2 separate regions of the Homo sapiens genome follow, and region 2 is linked to region 1. A link is a contact called in ENCODE Hi-C or POLR2A ChIA-PET data. All regions are on one chromosome and are shown on one strand. Each heading gives the region's core, a stretch centred on a gene start or an enhancer-like site at or near the end of the contact. The rest is flanking DNA. Distances are from core to core; before and after follow the strand shown. Region 1 holds the start of SSTR2 (somatostatin receptor 2). Region 2 holds the start of CDC42EP4 (CDC42 effector protein 4).

Evidence for each region. A loop is a pair of places that touch in the nucleus more often than their neighbours do. ChIA-PET counts read pairs that join two places held with the same protein, here RNA polymerase II (POLR2A). Pooled maps may share reads with other maps.
Region 2: a loop to region 1 is called in a pooled map, with 8 times the contacts of the local background. The contact joins the promoter of CDC42EP4 here to the promoter of SSTR2 in region 1. A Hi-C loop is called at or near these places in 1 of 37 single-sample maps with no recorded cell type and 3 of 50 pooled maps. POLR2A ChIA-PET finds 5 or more read pairs at or near these places in 4 of 52 experiments (GM12878, PC-3, PC-9 and 1 more).

The regions. Positions count from the first base shown.
Region 1 is chr17:73,163,338-73,166,839 of GRCh38, reverse strand. SSTR2 (somatostatin receptor 2) reads right to left here and starts at 1,830. Exons shown (of 2, transcript NM_001050.3): 1 at 1,552-1,830. It also overlaps the pseudogene POLR3KP2. RefSeq lists a silencer at 1,576-1,915 and an enhancer at 2,456-2,705.
Region 2 is chr17:73,310,089-73,313,590 of GRCh38, reverse strand. It overlaps CDC42EP4 (CDC42 effector protein 4), which reads left to right and starts at 1,590. Exons shown (of 2, transcript NM_012121.5): 1 at 1,590-1,698. RefSeq lists silencers at 1,212-1,371, 1,442-1,701, 2,152-2,701, 2,712-2,841.

The DNA of each region.
Region 1 (3,502 bases), core at 581-3,080:
GGTAGCAACAGACAGGGTTCAGAGTCTTGGTGAAGGTGGTGGAGGTGGGAGGCTGGGGAGCCGGCTGAGAGTGGGAAGGCTCCTCTAAGCAAGAAATGAGCTTAAATCATGGGGAGTCTTATTTAACAAAGAAGTCAGCCGCTTAAGGTCTTCCAGAGACTTCTGTTTCATTTTTGTTTCAGAGAAAGAATATTCCAATGCCAGGCAGACAATTCTAGATGAATTGTGGTTAAATTAAATGTACAAGGAAGTTTCGTTTTCTGCATTCTTTGTTTTTCCAGCCCAAGAATTGTTAGATGCTGGAAATGGCTAGTGGTTGGTTTCCTCTGAACCATGTCCAGGCTCTGTAGAGAGGAGGGTGAGAATGGTCTCACGCACCTGCCCCCCCCGCCCCCCTTTTACATAGGGGCTGTGATTACCAGCCCAAGAAATGAGTGTTGGGATGGCGACCCGACATCAGGGGAGGTCCTAAATCCTACTCAGCTTCAGTTTCTCCTCTCCCCATCATGTTTCCCGCATTCACTTCCCACCCCCCGCCTCCCTCAGGGCCTGCAGAACCCGGCTTGGTCTCTGTGCGGCTAGAGCGAGAGCCCCCACTGGCAGGGTGACAAAAGCCCCTGAGGGCCACCGCGGCGCGTGAGCGCCTGGGAAAAGCCGGGGCGGTGCTGGCCTACGGGGTTGAGAAATGGAGGGGCGAGTGTCAGGACCGCGGAGCCGGTTGCTCCCGGCTGGCACAGAAAGTCCTCCTCCTGGCCATCCAACTCGCTGATCCTCAGAGCAAGGGTTTCCCAAAGAACTCTGTGCCATTTCCAGGAAGACGAGGCAAGAGCGGAGATTGTGGCGCCAGCACGCCCAGTATCGAAACGCACAGCAGGGGTGCCGGGTGTGGGGGGGGGGCGCTGAGGACAGAGACATCGGGGCGCAGAAGACAGTCGCTTGGGGGACTTGGCCAGCGGCTTTTGGGCACGGCCTATGCAGTGGTTTTTTCTCTCCAAACCTAGACAAACTGTCCTTTCTGTCCCGAGGTGGGGGACGGGGACGGATCCTAGATCGTTCAGCGTCTAGGGAGAGAAGCCCCTCTTTCTCCGCTCTGCGCCCGCCGCCTGCCTCTGGCAGGCTCGGATCTCCGGGTGCGCTCCCGCAGGAGCCCCAGCTGGCATCTCACGGCCTCGCTCCCCTCGCGCCAGGTCTCTTTTGTAGGGGGCTGGGAGAGAAGTTGTCACCCGTCGCAGCTACCTGAAATCTCGGGCTAAAGGGCACACGCCACGCACACGGGCATGAGGCTGCGAGGACACGTCCGTTCCAGCACACTCTACCCACAGCCCCCTTACTCAGGCAAGGGTACCCGTTGTCGTTCATTCCTACTACAATCACCCCAAAAGGCACAAGAGCGGAGAATCACGCACCGGGACCTAAGCTCAGGCACTCGGATGGGCACACCACCATCAGCGCAGATGCACACAGGTGCCCAAGTGCGCTTCTCGCTCCCTCCATCTCTCTTATCACACACACACACACACACACACACACACACACACACACACCCCTCACCTTTGCTTTTCCGCTGCAATCCGCTAGCTCCGGTCTCCGACACCCAGCGGCTGTCCCCGAGCCAGCTGGGCGCCGGGGCGCGCAGCAGCTTGGCTAGCGCCTGGCGCCGGACGTTTGGGGTTCCTGGCTCCTCGACCCTCTTGTGCCGGCTCCCGCTAGCCCCTCGCACGTAGAGAGCTCCCCTCGCCCGCAGACCCCCGGCGCCAAGCCTCAGACTGGGGCTCTGGGCGCTGGTGGTCTTGCGAGCGCGCGCGCATGGGTGGCTGCGCCGCTGGGACTGGCCCAGCCAGCCCGGGCCCCTCGGCACATTTCCCCACGCCCCCCTCCCGCTACGTCACAGCGGCTTCGCTCCGCCCCCCCAACCCCTCCTCCCGGGTCCTGCAGAAGGACAGGGGTGAGACCGGCTGAAACGCCTGCGGGTGGCCGCAGGCAGAGCTTACAGACAGCCGGGGAGCGGGGAGAGAGGGGACCCGCCTGCGGGGGCGTAAAAGGTTAAGCGTTTTCGGTCTCCTCAAGACTCATGGCAAGGACAAGCGCTATTTTCCCTCTGATTTCACAGAGTCGATTCCCTTCCACCCATATATTCTAGGCAGCTGGAGTGGCGGCCGGGGTGACCCAGACTTATACCGGGACCTCTGTGATTTCCTTAGCCAAACAAGTTAGCAAAGCTGTGTTTACCGTGGGCCAGCCCCGGGCGCAGGGCGCAGGGCCAGGCTAAGAGTAGGGAGAAAAAGGGCTCAGGGGATAGCGCTTCTCCATGCAGTTCCCAATGAGCGCAGGGAGTGTAAACCCGCACCTGGAGTCCAAGATTCAGTCCTAGGAGCCATCAGAGGGCCAGTGGACGTCGACTGGTCCCAGCTGTCCCTGCGTCCCACAGCTTGGAGGTGCAGCGGCCATACAGGTGGTCCCCTTGCTGTAGCCACGTCAGTCAGCACCTGCTGGTCTGACCCAGCACAGTCTCTCCTACATGCTGTGAGGGAGCAAAGGGGAGCAGGCAAGAAGTGGGAGTCGCATGGAGTTGCAGCTGTTTATTTTTGACTGTGATGATTCAGCCTCTTTTCCAATAGTTTAATAAGTCATAATCAATCCTGCAGCCTCCCCTTCCTCACCCTCCTCCAAGTACATAGGTATACACACACACACACACACACACACACACACACACCATCCTCAGTACAGTTTTAGAGGATGTGAAAACAGAAAGCAAACCCCAACTAGCTTTCTCTGTGAGCTGAGCTGCCTTGATTTGTCCATCCTATTATCTGATTTCCAATTCACCAGGGAAAAGTAAAAGTCCAGAAGCTGTGTGGCAGGTGGGGTGAGCCTTAGAGATAGATGAGTGACATGGAAAAGCAACCACCAGGTACAGCAGCAGCCAGCTCTCTCTTCTATCTGGGCCAAGCTGTATCTTGGGGTACCCACTGTGAGATGGGGATCAGGAGTTTCCATCTCTCTCTGAGACGTTGGTCATGATAGGGCTTAAATCTTGGCATCCTGGAGCTCAGGGTGAGATGGAAATTGAGCTGCAATTGCCTTAAGTTCCAGGAGTCAATCTGGGAGCCAGCATCTCTTTTAGACATGTGTATGCAAGTGGAAGGGCTGGGGTGGCTAGCTCACTGGAAGAGGGCTGTGTCTGCTCACCGTCAGTGGGAAGAGGGAGAGGCAGAGAGGTAATAGTAATATCAGGAGGGCATCGTGGAATTGTGCTCAGGGGAACTCGGCATCCTCTGGCCACACAGTTGCTACAATGCCTGTTGCCACCTCCAGTTTAAAACCAGTAATCTGACTGGTTTCCAGGAAAAGAAGGAAGAGCCAGGAAGTGCCCACTCTGCCCTCAAATTCCTTTCCTAAAAGTTCTCAAACTGTTAATACCAGATTTACGTTTCATTAAAAAAAATAATAACTGGAGCCAGCAGAGTCCGAGATGATGCTGCTGTTCTACCCTGGCTGC
Region 2 (3,502 bases), core at 341-2,840, 150 kb before region 1:
TTTTTCTCTTTTAAATACAGAAGTTCCCAAAACCTTTTTGGAAAAAAGGTGATTTTTCCCCGGTGGATCCTCAACCTTGGCTAACTAAACCTCTATTTGATTGAGATCTGCCTTAGTCACTTTTTGGTTTACATCCATGATAACCCCGCCAGGGTTTGAATCCACAGTGTCTGCCTCCCAAGTGGCTCCAAACCCTACCTTTCCCTCCAGATGTCCAGTTCAGAATTTGATTTTACTTATTATTCATTTATTTTTTTTTTTGAGATGGAGTCTACCTCTGTCACCCAGGCTAGAGTGCAATAGCGCGATCTCGGCTCACTGCAACCTCCACCTCCCAGGTTCAAGCGATTGTCCCGCCTCAGCCTCCTGGGTAGCTGGGATTACAGGCGCCCACCACCATGCCCGACTAATTTTTGTATTTTTGGTAGAGATGGGGTTTCGCCATGTTGGCCAGGCTGGTCTCAAACTTCTGACCTCAAGTGACCCCCCACCTGCCTTGGCCTCCCAAAATGCTAGGATTACAGGCATGAGCCACTGCGCCCAGCCCAGAACTTAATTTTCACAGCAGGATGGAGTGGCCAAACCATTAGCTCTCAAGAGCTGGTTGCTGTCGCACTGCAGAGGGAAACGGAAATGTGCTGTCCCCAGAAAGCAGAATGTTCCTGAGGGCTTAGGGACCTCGCAGCCATGGGGAAAGTCTGGGGCCTTCACCCTCACTTCCTTTAAAAACCGAGGGTGGGGTTCAGCTAGAGGCAAGGGAACTTTTCACTTTGCGCCTTGTCCACTTTAGTTGACTACTTCGCAGCTGGCATTCTACCTTGATAATGATCATTTCAACTGAAACTATTCCTCTAAAAAGAATAGAGTCCAAGGCCTGGGACTTGGATTCAGGCTCTGGGACTCAGGAGTTGATCCTCCTTGACGTTCACCTGGTGCAAATTTAGCCTCAGCTGATACTTAGGAGGCAAAGGCACAGACGGGGATGCGGGGAGCTCAAGGGCTGTCACCCTGTAGAAACATTTCTGACGCCCAGTCCAAGCCTGGCCTCGGGGCTGGCCGGCTCCTCCCCGCTCCCTCGTTTACAGCGAGAGTCTGGGATGGCACCCACGAAGCTGGTGGCGCCAGCCCTCCTGCCCCATCTCCCGACAGTACTGCAGCCAGGTGGTTAGCAGGTCCGGGAGGGAGCAGGAACGAGGAACGCCACCCGGGCTGGAGTTCTTGGTTTCTTGCCCCGGCTCGAATGGGGAAGAGCCTCAAAAGAGCCTCGCGCCAGGCCCCCGGAGGGAGACGCGCCCCTGGCCCTGGGGGCCCCAGTGGGGGTTCGCGGCCGGAGCGCAGGCTGGGGCGGGAGTGTCTCCCGGAAGCCGGGCGGGCCCAGGCTGCCCCATACGGAGTTGGGAAAGTCTCAGGCTTTCAGTTTGAACCGAGGAGGCCGAGCAGTCGGGCAGAGGTTCCCGACGGCCATTGGCTGCTGCGGCGCCGTGACATCAGCGCAGAGGGGTGCGCGGGGAGGGTTGCGCGGGGCGGGCGCGGGCGGAGCCTGGAAGGGGAGTGTCCTGGAGGCTCCCAGCCCTGAAAGCCCGAGAGCCAGAGGGAAACAAACGCCGGCGCTGACAGGGGCCGCCAGCCCCTCCGCCGCGCGGAGCCCACGAAGGGGACAGCGCAGCCGGCCCAGAGCTCGGGTCTCCGGGGACCGAGGTAGGCGACGGGCAACCGCCTCTGTCTGTGGTAGCCGCCTTCGCGCTGGGTGCCCTGGGTGGGCTTGGGGGTCTCGAGTCCCCCTGTGGGGCAGAGAGGATCGAAGCTGGGGATGCGAGGCCGCGGCGCGGGGAGAAGGGCGCGGAGCCCCCACTTCTCGGCGCTCGCGCTTTTCACCGCGCCCACCGCGGTGCCTGGGACCCTAAGCTGCGCACCTAGTGTCCTGGCAGAGCGGGATGTGTGGAGGAGGAGGTGGCAGGGAGCCGGGCGCAGCGTTGCCGGGACTCCATTTCCTCTCTCCACGCTGGAACTCCCGGCCCTGGCCAAGGGTGCCGCTGAGGGGGTTGGGGGCCGGTTTTAAAGGGCCTCCCCCTTCCCAGGAATGGGGTGTGTGTCGGTGTGGGCAGGAGCGCAGCAATCGGCGGCGCGCGGCCCGCGATCTCCGCGAGGGGGGCGTGTGTGCGCCCGGAGTTCTCCATGAATAAGAACCGAATTCTCCGCCTGTACGGGCAGAGGCGTGTACACATCTCGCTCTCGTACACACACTGCAGCACACGCCACCCAATGTCACCCGGCCGGGAAGCCAGAGGGAAGGAGCTGTCTGGAAGGGAATGGCCGAAGGAACAAATGGTCCTCCTTTCCCCTACTCCCGCCCCGCGAACCCTTCCCTCCCCCGCCAGGCTCCCGCCCCGCCCGCTCCCTCGGAAGCCCGGGAGGCCGAGGCGCCTCCTGGCGGGGTGCGGGGGGAGGGCAGTCGAGCCACCCGCCCCCTTGGAGCCGGGGAGACGGCCGCTCCTGGGCTAGTGCGCCCCGAGCTCAGCGCGCTCAGCGGGATCGCAGGCGGGAGCGGTCGGTTAATGATTTAATCGCCCGCTTGGGGCGGGTGCGCGCGGATCGGCCGTCCCTGGCCCCGCCCCCTCTCCGGAGCGCCCCCAGCCGGGGTTACAAAACTGCCCCCTGCCCCCGGCGCGTCCCCCAGGAGCCATCCTGCCCGCGGGGATCCCGTCAGCCGGTGAGTGCCCCGGCCGGGAGGGCTGGAGAGCTGGGCGGGAGCCGGGGCTGAGGCTGAGCCAGCTTCCTGGGAGAGGACTGAAGTGCGTGTGTGTGTGTGTGTGTGTGTGTGTGTGTGTGTGTGTGTGTGTGTGTGTGACTGGGGGAGGGGTGCTCGCTGCTAACTCAAACCAGGTTCCCTGTGTTTTCCCAGTGACTGCGGCCTCGGCTTTGGAAGTTTTCTTTTTCTCCCTGGGAGAATGGAGGGGAAATACAATGCCTTTTCTTTTCTCGTTGCCTCTGGAACTTCTCTCTCTCCACGACTCCCACCCCTTGCAATCTGACCGGCTCCCACATCCCTTACTGTGTGCCCGGTGCCCACTGTTTGCCCAGATAGCTGAGCAGCTGGATCCGGGTGGAGTCCTTGGGAGCCCCCGTCGCTGCGAAGCCCCCTGCCCTCCCCTGAGGGTCCAGGGTGCTGGAGGGAAAATCTCTCTCTCGTCCGAACCCCAGCAGCCATCTGTACCAGAGAAATGTCCCATCCAGCGAGTGTAAATAATGAGGGGCCGGTGACAGGGGCCTCCTGCAAGGCGACTTCTTTGGCAGTCTGGGTTTCCAATAACTCCCTCAGCCCCCGCCCGCTTCTGAGGCTAGGGTGGAGGAGGGACCACCAGCAGGGTGGACTGAATTTTAAGAGAACAAAGAACAGGCCACAAAGGAAGGGATTGCTGAGCTGCGGATTTCTGATTTCTCCCAGAAATCGGGAGTTGGCTGGGACTGAGCCAGGCCCTAAGAGAGCCCCTGGCAGCCCCAG